2 separate regions of the Homo sapiens genome follow, and region 1 is linked to region 2. A link is an interaction called in ENCODE POLR2A ChIA-PET data of the cell type or tissue named here. Cell type or tissue: Panc1. All regions are shown on one strand. Links, peaks and the distances in the headings refer to the core of each region. The heading gives the core; the rest is flanking DNA. Region 1 has its middle 700 kb from the start of LINC01372. Region 2 has its middle 640 kb from the start of LINC01372.

Region 1 (5,383 bases), core at 314-5,313, 60 kb before region 2:
TTCTACCCTCTTGGAGTTTACAGTCTACGTAAAGTGGAGGGGGTCACTGATTCATGTGGATGCCATTTCCAGAGCATTCTACCCCTGTTTGCTTCCCAAGACTTCATTCATTGCTGGAGCCACCACTATCCTGGCAGGTGTCATTGTCCCCAGTGATACAGAGACACTTCTTTCTTGCTCAGAAAAAGTACTGCAGCCATAAAGCCCAGCCCCATTGTTATTTCCAACTTCTGCTTATCCTTCTGTTCCTTGGGGCACCAGCAAAAAAGTCAGTCACCTGGAGTTTTGTTCAACTGAATCCATGGGCCCACCCCTAAACCAAAGGATCAGAATTCATGGGGTGGTAAAAAAAAAAAAACTTAACCAGGTGATTCTTAAATACATTATACTAGGGTGCTAAAGGCCCTTGGATCTAGTCCCTAGGCAAGGTCAAGACTCCTGCAAGCCAGGAGCTTGTTACTGCCACATTGGCCAGCTTGTCCTGACAAATACACCATACCAGGTAGTATATAGTAACGATCATATGCTTATATAGAGAACCTTTCTTGCCCTTCAACTGCCTCCACTTTTCATTCATTCATCTTCCTCTATTTGAGAGAAATAAACTCCCTTCTCCTGGCAACCACCTCACCTCTCTTTTCCTAATAGCAGCTTTGATTTCTCCTCTTCCAGATAAATCTCATCACCCTTAATAGATTAAAGTCTAGGCATCCCTTTTCTTCTCCTATATCTTCAATTTTTTGTTTTGCTATAATTATATTCCATAAAATTAGTTTCAGAGATCAGGGAACTCCTTCTTCAAACAGAGTTGTATTTGCAGTCAACACCTTGGCAAAGTAAGCAACAATAAGCATTTTTAAAGGAGGATAAACTAAATCTCTTGTGTGTGTGTGTGTGTGTGTGTGTGTGTGTGTGTGTGTGAGAGAGAGAGAGACAGAGAGAGAGACAGAGAGAGAGAGAGAGAGACAGAGTCTCACACTGTCAGCCAGGCTGAAGTGCAGTGGCGTGATCTCAGCTCACTGCAACCTCCACCTCCTAAGTTCAAGTGATTCTTCTGCCTCAGACTCCCGAGTAGCTGGGATTACAGGCATGTGCCGCCACACCCAGCTAAGTTTTGTATTTTTAGTAGAGACAAAGTTTCACCATGTTGGCCAGACTGGTCTCGAACTCCTAATCTTAAGTGATCTACCCGCCTCAGCCTCCCAAAGTGCTGGGATTACAGACATAAGCCACCACTCCTGGCCTTAAATCTCATTTTTAAAGGTACCTAGGAGGGTTTGCTTTTTGAAATAATCACATATTGGCTGGGTGCAGTTTTAGGTGTTCGTGCCTGCAACCCCAGCACTTTGAGAGGCTGAGCCAGGAGGTTTGCTTGGGACCAGGAGTTCAAGACCAGCCTGGGCAACATAGGAAAATCCCATCTCCACAAAAAAATAATAATTAGCCTGGTGAAATAGTGCACAACTACAGTCCCAGCTACTTGGGAAGCTCAGGCAGGAGAATTGCTTGAGCCCAGGAGTTCAAGGCTGCTGTGAGCTATGATCACAGCACTGTACTCTAGTCTGGGTGAAGGACTGGGATCCTGTCTCTATAAGAAAAAAAAGGAAAAGACAAAATAATCACATTAAACCTTTTTTGAAATAAATAATCTCTTTTTCTTGCTTATATAGACTGCTAATCTATCTTTAAAAATAGAGTCTGTTCACACCCACACACACACGTCCCTGTGCTTGTGTGTGCTTGTGTGTAAATCTGATATTGTTTAATATGGAAGCATCTGCAAAGTGTTTAACAGAATGTCATGTGTGATTAGCTTTTATTTAAGGGGCTTTTTGTTTTTCTTTTCCTTCTGCTGATGATAGTAAGAGGACATGGGAAATGATTAACAGGTTAGAAGCAGACTGTAAGGAAAGACTAAAGGAATTATGGATATTTGCCTGGAGCCACAGGCTGATACGTAGTTAATTACAGTCTTCAAGTTAATGAAGCAATATTTTATGGGTGATCGTGAGCAACTGTATTTTTTATTCTAAGAACAAGAAGACCTTATGTTAGAACAAGACAGACTGGATTTAAAGTAGGAGTTTCAAAAGTAGATGTCTGGGAATGAAGAAAATCAGCACCTAGAAAGATCATGGTATTACTGTCTACATTTTCTTTTTTTTTTTTTCGAGACAGAGTCTCACTCTATCACCCAGGCTGGAGTGCAGTGATGCCACCACGACTGGCTAGTTTTTTTTTTTAATTTTTATTTTTGAAGAGATGGGGCCTTGCTGTTTCCCAGGCTGGTCTCAAACTCCTGAGCTACTGCAGTCTTCCCGTCTTGGCCTCCCAAATTGCTGGGATGAGAGGTATAAGCCACCACACCTGGCCCTCTCTAGATTTTTAATAAGGGATAAGCAACTGCATGGAATGGTTTATGATACTCGTCTGTAGCTGCAGCCTGGTAGCCCACAGCAAACACTGACTTATGTTACAACCTCTGTACCTCTTTTCCCATTATCCTTCTAATTGAATTTCCCTCCTTCCTATTTGTATAAACCTTCTCATATTTTTAATTCTCTAGCTCATTACAAAGTTTTCCCTCTCTACTCCTGATTATTCTTCCACCTCTTGGCATTCATTATCCATTGTATTGTTACAGTGCATTAGTCAATAAAGCTAACCTTTGTTGCAGTAACAAACAAACCTCCAAGTTCCGGTAGTTAAAATGTAAGCGTTCATTTCTTTATTTACACAAAGTTTGCTGAGGTCTCATCAACTCTCCAAGGCAGCCCAGTGACTAAGCAGTGACTCAGGGATTCCTTTTTGTGGCTCCACCAACTCAGGGTTATATGGTATATGAAGTGTCTTCAAAAGGTTCACAGAAAATACATATTATGGAAAAATTATGCACAGATTTTATTTTGTTTTGCATCAAAATAAACTCATACTGACTTGTTATGACATATCTGAACAGGATCTATTTTGAGGCACTAAAGATAAATCATCCTGAAAAGAGCCTCTATCAGAGCAACATTAGTTCTGTTAAAATTGAAGAAGGAGCAAATATACAGTTTATGGTGAAGCTTGGGTGGAAGAATGGCAAAATCATTGATGTTTTACGAAAAGTTTATGGGGAAAATGCCCCAAAGAAATCATCAGTCTACAAATAGATACATCATTTTAAGAAAAGATGAGATGATGAAAATGAAGCCTGCAATGGCAGATCATCCACATCGATTTGCAAAAAAAAGATTAATCTTGTTTGTGCCTTCATTGAAAAGGAGCCACACATAACAGCAGAAACAATAGCTGATACCATGAACATCTCAACTGGTTCAGTTTACACAATTCTGACTGAAAAATTAAAGTTAAGCAAACTTTCCACTGGATGGGTGTCAAAGTGATTGCACTTAGATAAGCTGCAGACAAGGGCAGTGATTTCAATAGAAATTTCAAATAAGTGTGATCAAGATCCTGAAATATTTCTTCAAAGAATTGTAATAAGAGATGAAACACGGCTTTACCAGTACGATCCTGAAGACAAAGCAAAATCAAAGCAATGGCTACGAAGAGGTGGAAGTGTGAGTTTCTCTCCACCACGACAATGCTTCTGCTCACTCCTCTTATCAAACACGGCCAATTTTGCAAGAGTCTCAATAGAAAATCATTAGGCTTCATGTAACAGTCCTGACTTGGCCCCTTCTGACTTCTTTTTGTTTCCCAATCTTAAAAAATTCTATGAAGGGCACCCATTTTTCTTCAGATAATAATGTAAAAAAGATTACATTGACATGGTTAAATTTTCAAGACTCTTGGTTCTTCAGAGATGAGCTAAAGTACTGGTCTCAACACTTACAAAAGTGTCTTGAACTTGATGGAGCTTATGTAAAGAAATGAAGTTTATATTTTTACACTTTTAATTCCATTTAATTTAATTTCCATTTTTCCAGATTTTGAAGTCCTCTCATATGTGGCAAGGGAAGAGGCTCTTGGACAGTTCTGTGCCATCTCTTAAACACATTAGCCTGGAAGTGATGACATGACTCCCACTCATAGCCCATTTGCCAAAACCACTCTTACGCCAATCTGTCTAACTGCAAGGAAATTAGGAAGATGTAGGGGATGGTGAGGGGTTGCCTAAGAGTATGAAGACAACTATCACTTTCTCTACCACATGAAATCTCTCTACTGAAGGATCAGTCTCAAAGGCCTTATACTTTTTTGATCTGGAAGCTTGATCTTGGTACATGCCTATTGATCATAATGGTGGCATCACTTGTTCTACTTATGAATGTCATTTAGATTTAAGGCACAGATTACTGGAACTACAAGTGAGTGGAGGAGAGAGGAAAAAGGATACCAAGAGACTCTGTTCCTCACCTAAACTTCCAACATATATGTCTAATTTCTTAGTATTTACCCTGTATCAGTCCTTGCTAATTATGGCCTCAGATTCCCTGGGACTCTGGGTCTTAGTCTGTTTTTGTTACTTTTCCTCTTCAGTTCATTTTAAACATAGGTCTTGTCTATAACCATCCTCGACTTAGGTGATAAGCCTATTTCCAGGCTAGAATCAAACCTAATCCTGTAACTGGCTTGAAGTTTTGCAACCCAATAATGCCAAGTAATGCTGTCCAACATTTGATATGAGTTTTATTGTGTTTGTTGAAGTATGACTTGAGAATCATGCAGACCTGGGTTCAAACCACATCTGTCCAATGGAGATAAGAGACAAATGGAGATTATATTAGCTTTGTGGATTATTGTGAGAAGGAAATGAGGTAATAAAGTGTAAAGTATCTAGCGCAGTGCCTGAAATACAGTAAGCACTCAACAAAGTTATCAATTCTTATTATTAGGTTATTAAAATCAGCAAGCTTAAAATATTTAGGCAGAAGCATTCTAATATCTGCAATTTATATTGTACAAAAAGATAAGCTAGATTGATGAACAAGTAGATGGATAGAGATGTGAAAATGAAAATGCAGTAAAATGTTAACAGTAGAATCCAGATGGTGGGTATATGGATATTCACTGTATAATTATTTCAACTTCTCTGTATGTCTAAGTATTTTCATAAGAAAAACATTGAAGGATATCCGTAGGTTTATACCTTTCACCTGCCCTCTCCAGACATACATAAGACATACATAAAGCTTAAAATCTGCCTTGGACAGGATCCTACAAATTTAAAAATCTTATAGAGCACCTCCCTGCCCCTTAACTTCCAGAACTGGCAACAGGTTACTTTGAAATTATCAGCATACAATACAAACTTCTCTTGTCTTATACATTATTTGCCGGGGAAAAATATGGATGAAATATTATTCACAATGGGTCATGTGCATTCTATGTGGCAACCACTTGTAGTCCATTTTCTGTTGCCTATAAGAGAATA
Region 2 (5,383 bases), core at 218-5,217:
TAGGACCTAGTCATCTCCCGAAGTCCCCTGCTCCAAATAACATCACATTGAAGATAGATTTCAATGTATGAATTTCAAGCAGACAGAAATATTTAGTCTATTGGATTCTGCCCCCGAATTCCCAAAATTCATATGTTTCTTACACACAAAATACAGTTATTCCATCCCCAGGGCACCCAAAATTGTAACTCATCCCAGCATCAACTTTAAAGTCTAACTCTAAAGTCTCATCTAAATATCTAAATCAAATATGTTGAGACTCAGCCGGGCATGGCGGCATGTGCCTATAGTCCCAGCTACTTGGGAGGCTGAGGCAGGAGAATTGCTTGAACCCAGGAGGCGGAGGTTGCAGTGAGCCAAGATCATGCCACTGCACTCCACCCTGGGTGACACAGCAAGACTCTGCCTCACAACAAAAAAAAAGGTACTCCTCTGCTTACTGAGATAGATGGATATCTGATTGTCTCCTTTGGAAAGGCTAATCAGAAACTCAAAAGAATGCAAGCCTTTATGTGTTATCTATCTGTGACCTGGAAGTTCCCTCTGGCTTTGAGTCTTCCTGACTTTGCTTCCAGTTGTCTCACCTTTGCAAACAGAACCCATGTGCTTCTTAATTGATTGATGTCTTATGTCTCCCTAAAATGCACAAAATCAAGCTGTGCCCAACCACCTTGGGCACATGTCATCAGGAACTCCTGAGGCTGTGTCACGGGTGTGTCCTCAACCTTGGCAAAATAAAATTTCTAAATTAACTGAGACCTCTCTCAGATTTCCTGGGTTAACATAGGTATTCAATATAATGTAACAGACTTAATAATCACTAGTGTGGTGGATATCAAGACATAAATACACAAGTCCTCTTTCATAACGGAGTCAGAAAGCCCTCTCTGATTTGGGCAGTGATTTGAGCACAGTTTGCTGTGCTAAGAACTGTGGTGGCAGAAAGGACAGGGTAATCTATTCAAACCATCAGAGGGGGCTAGCAATTGAAAGATGCTTAGGTGGTCCAGTTTCTGTTTTCTGCATGTGGCTAGCCAGTTAGAATGGTGATCATTAAAAGATCAGGAAACTACAGATGCTGGAGAGGATGTGGAGAAATAGGAACGCTTTTACACTGGTGGTGGGAGTGTAAATTAGTCCAACCATTGTGGAAGACAGTGTGGCGATACATTAAGGATCTAGAACCAGAAATACCATTTGACCCAGCAATCCCGTTACTGGGTACATACTTGAAGGATTGTAAATCATTCTGCTATAAAGACACATGCACACGTATGTTTATTGCAGCACTATTTACGATAGCAAAGACAGAACTAACCCAAATGCCCATCAATGATAGACTGAATAAAGGAAGTGCGGCACATATACACCATGGAATACTGTGCAGCCATAAAAAGAATGAATTCATGTCCTTTGCAGGGACACAGATGAAGCTGGAAACCATCATCCGCAGCAAACTAACACAGGAACAGAAAACCAAACACCACATGTTCTCACTCATAAGTGAGAGTTGAACAATGAGAACACATGGACACAGGGAGGGGAACATCACACACCGGGTCCTGTCTAGGGGTGTGGGGAAAGCGGAGCAACAGCATTAGGACGAATATCTAATGTATGGGGGGCTTAAAACCTAGATGACAGGTTGATAGGTGCAGCAAACCACCATAGCACATTTTTACCTATGTAACAAACCTGCACATTCTGCACATGTATCCAAGAAAATAAGGTAGGAAGGAAGGGAAGGGAAGGGAAAGGAGGAAAGGAAGGAAGAAGAGAGAGAGAGAAGGAAAGAAAGGAAAGAAAGAAAGAAAGAAAGAAAGAAAGAAAGAAAGAAAGAAAGAAAGAAAGAAAGAGAAAAAGAAAAGAAAGAAAAAAGAAAAGAAAGAAAGAGAGAGAGAGAAAGGAAGGAAGGAAGAGAGAGAGAAAAGAAAGAGCGAGCAAACAATCCTTAGGTGGTCAACTGTAAGCCTTTAGCAGGTTGCACAGTCCAGGAAGAAGGAACAGCAGCAGGAGAAGCATGGAGGGGTCCAGAAACGCAGCACACACAGGACACTTAACAATAGACAATAGGTGGATGCAGGACGGGGACAGAAGATGCGATGGGAAAGGTAGGCAGAGCCATCTCAAGAAGGGTTTTCTATGACACACATCTACATAAATATCTCTTAAGAGGATTTCCTTTAATAATAATACATTGCACACTTAAAATTCGCAGACAGACTAGATCTTACGTAATCTCAATACACACATACACACTCACAAAAGTTGTGTTTTTTTTTTTTTTGAGATGAAGACTCACTCTGTCACCCACACAGAAATGTAGTGGCACGATCTCTGCTCACTGCAACCTTCGCCCCCCAGGTTCAAACAATTCTCTCCCCTCAGCCTCCCAAGTAGCTGAGATTACAGGTGTCTGCCACCACGCCCAGTTAATTTTTTTGTTTTTAGTAGAGACGAGGTTTCACCATGTTGCCCAGGCTGGTCTTGAATTCCTGACCTCAGGTGATCCACCCACAGCCTCCCAAAGTGCTGGGATTACAGGCGTGAGCCACCGTGCCCAACTCAAAAATATTTCCTAAGATGATTTTCTTTAGTAATAATGTATTGCATGCTTGAAATTTGTAAAGAGAGTAGATCTTAAGTAATCTCACTACACACATACACACACGCAAAAATAACTATATGAGGTGAATATGTTAATTAGCTTGATTGCAATCATCATTTCACAATGTATATGTATATCAAAACATCATGCTGGACATCTGGAATATATATGATTTTTATTAGTCCATTTTATCTCAATAAATCTGGGAAAAAAAAGAGATGGTTTTCCCTTCAATTCTCTGGGAAAAGCTCAGGAAAGGGAAGAATTCAGCTTTTCTGCTGATTTGCTTATTATCACTGCTGTAACGAATGGTCACACACTTAGTGGCTGAAAATAAAGCAAATGTATTCTCTTACCATTCTTGAGATCAGAAGTCCAAAATGAGTCTCTCTGGGCTACAAGTAAGGTGTCGGCAGAGCTGCATCCCTTTCTGGGTGATGTAGGGAGGAATCTGTTTCCTGGCTTTTTCCAGTTACGAGAAGCTGCCCGCATTTCTTGGTTTGTGGCCCCCTTCTTCCACCTTCAAAGCAAACATCAGGTCAAGTACTCATCTTTCCATCTGTTTGGTTCTCTTACTCTGCCTTCTTTTTCCACTTTTTTTTTTTTTTTTTTTGAGACAGAGTCTCACTCCGTCTTGGCTCACTGCAACCTCCGCCTCCTGGGTTCAAATGATTCTCCTGCCTCAGCCTCCCGAGTAGCTGGGACTACAGGCACCTGCCACCATGCCCGGCTAATTTTTTGTACTTTTTAGTAGAGACGGGGTTTCACCATGTTAGCCAGGATGGTCTCGATCTCCTGACCTCGTGATCCACCTGCCTTGGCCTCCCAAAGTGCTGGGATTACAGGCGTGAGCCACCACGCCAGGCATAGCAACTTAATTTCATTCGTAACCTTTGCCACGTAATCTAACCTATTCATAGGTTCTGTGAACTTCTTTGAGGGGACATTAGACTGTATTCCACACCTGCCACATCTCTCTGGAGCATGTTTCAGAGAGCTCCCTATTCCAGAGGAATCAGGGTATTTTGCCTTTCATGGGACACATGCTTTGCTTCTGCAGTTGTTAGTTGGCCAGTATTGCAGAGGTCTTTTTTTTTTTTTTTTTTTTTTTTTTTTTTTGAGATTGATTCTCATTCTGCTGCCCAGGCTGGAGTGCAGTGGCACCATCTCAGCTCACCGCAACCTCTGCCTCCCGGGTTCACTCAATTCTCCTGCTTCAGCCTCCCGAGTAGCTGGGACTACAGGCATGTGCCACCACACCTGGCTAATTTTTTGTATTTTTAGTAGAGACAGGGTTTCACTATGTTGACCAGACTGGTCTCGAACTCCTGACCTCATGATCCGCCCACCTCAGCCTTCCAAAGTACTGGGATTACAGGCGTGAGCCACTGTGCCCAGACACATTGCAGAGGTCTTAAAAGAAGCTGCAAAGCAGTGTGCTCTTCATGGGAGATTTAAACCTTCAAAGCCAGCAACTTTTACATGTTGTAAACTATAAGTTACTCCTACCAGTTTTGCTGAATGAACAGTTTATGTCAATGTGCAAATCCATCTGGAGGGTCAGATAGTGACCCTAAAGAGACACAACTCATAAGATCTAAACTCTGGTTTGTTTGCCAAGGTCAGTGTTCTCCAGCCAAGGTAGAATAGATAAAATGACCTCCCAAAGATGCTTGCTTATCAGCAGTTGTCTTCATTTTTCACCCAAGACAATGGTGCATTCTCCTCATTGAATGCTTTTGTTTTTAAATTTCTATTAGGAGCTGGGTGTGGTGGCTCACACCTGTAATCCCAGCACTTTGGGAGGCTGAGGTGGGTAGATCACCTGAGGTCAGGAGTTCAAGACCAGCCTAACCAACATGGTGAAACCCCATCTCTACTCTTAAAAATACAAAAAAATTGGCCGGGCAGGTGGCTTATGCCTGTAATCCCAGCACTTTGGGAGGCTGGGGCGGGCAGATCACGAAGTCAAGAGATCGAGACCATCCTGGCCAACATGGTGAAACCCCATCTCTACTAAAAATACTAAAATTAGCTGAGCATGGTGGTGTGCACCTGTAATCCCAGCTACTCAGGAGGCTGAGTCAGGAGAATCACTTGAACCCAGGAGGCGGAGCTTGCAGTGAGTCGAGATCGCGCCACTGCCCTCTACCCTGGGAACAGAGCGAGACTTCGTCTAAAAAATTAATAATAAGAAAAAATAAATAAAAATACAAAAAATTAGCTGGACGTGTTGGGCACCTGTAATCCCAGCTACTTGGGAAGCTGAGGTGGAAGAATCTCTTGAACCCAGGAGGTGGAGGTTGCAGTGAGCCGAGATCGTGCCATTGCACTCCAGCCTGGGTGACAGAGTGAGACTCTGACTCAAAATAATAATAATAATAATAAAACATAAATTCTTATTAGGTTGCTGCAAAAGACATTAGAAGTAATGGCAAAAACTGCAATTAATTTTTCACCAACCTAATATTAATTCACTTTGGCAGCCTGAGTGACTTCCAGGAGAAACAACAGTAATTTATTAATTCTTAAGATACCAGAAAATTTGTCAGTGATGCTAACATTGGAATGAGAAATTTGGATGCCTCTTTCTGCTCTTCTATAATTGGTATTGATTAGCCGGTAGCTAGCTGGACCTGATAAGCAAATGTACCCAATTCAGGAGAAGCAACACAGTAAAGTAAAGAAATGGCTGTTAAGTGAAGTCCTGAATTCCACCTATGTGCGGGGTGATCATGGGGTGGTACGAGAAAAAGCAAAGATCAGGAGAAAAAA

Evidence for each region. Peaks named below come from ENCODE experiments on the same cell type or tissue, not always from the same donor. Only the 100,000 strongest peaks of a DNase experiment are listed, where the experiment ranks them.
Region 1: POLR2A ChIA-PET joins it to region 2 with 5 read pairs; 2 of 35 experiments call an interaction of 5 or more read pairs at or near these places.

The regions. Positions count from the first base shown.
Region 1 is chr7:68,036,158-68,041,540 of GRCh38, reverse strand. No RefSeq gene overlaps it. Among named protein-coding and RNA genes, the nearest start is that of LINC01372, 700 kb to the right of the region's middle. In Panc1, for the core only: no CTCF peak of the experiment used is centred there; DNase peaks (open chromatin) are centred at 2,660 and 3,036.
Region 2 is chr7:67,976,370-67,981,752 of GRCh38, reverse strand. No RefSeq gene overlaps it. Among named protein-coding and RNA genes, the nearest start is that of LINC01372, 640 kb to the right of the region's middle. In Panc1, for the core only: no CTCF peak of the experiment used is centred there; no DNase peak of the experiment used is centred there; H3K27me3 peaks cover 216 bases.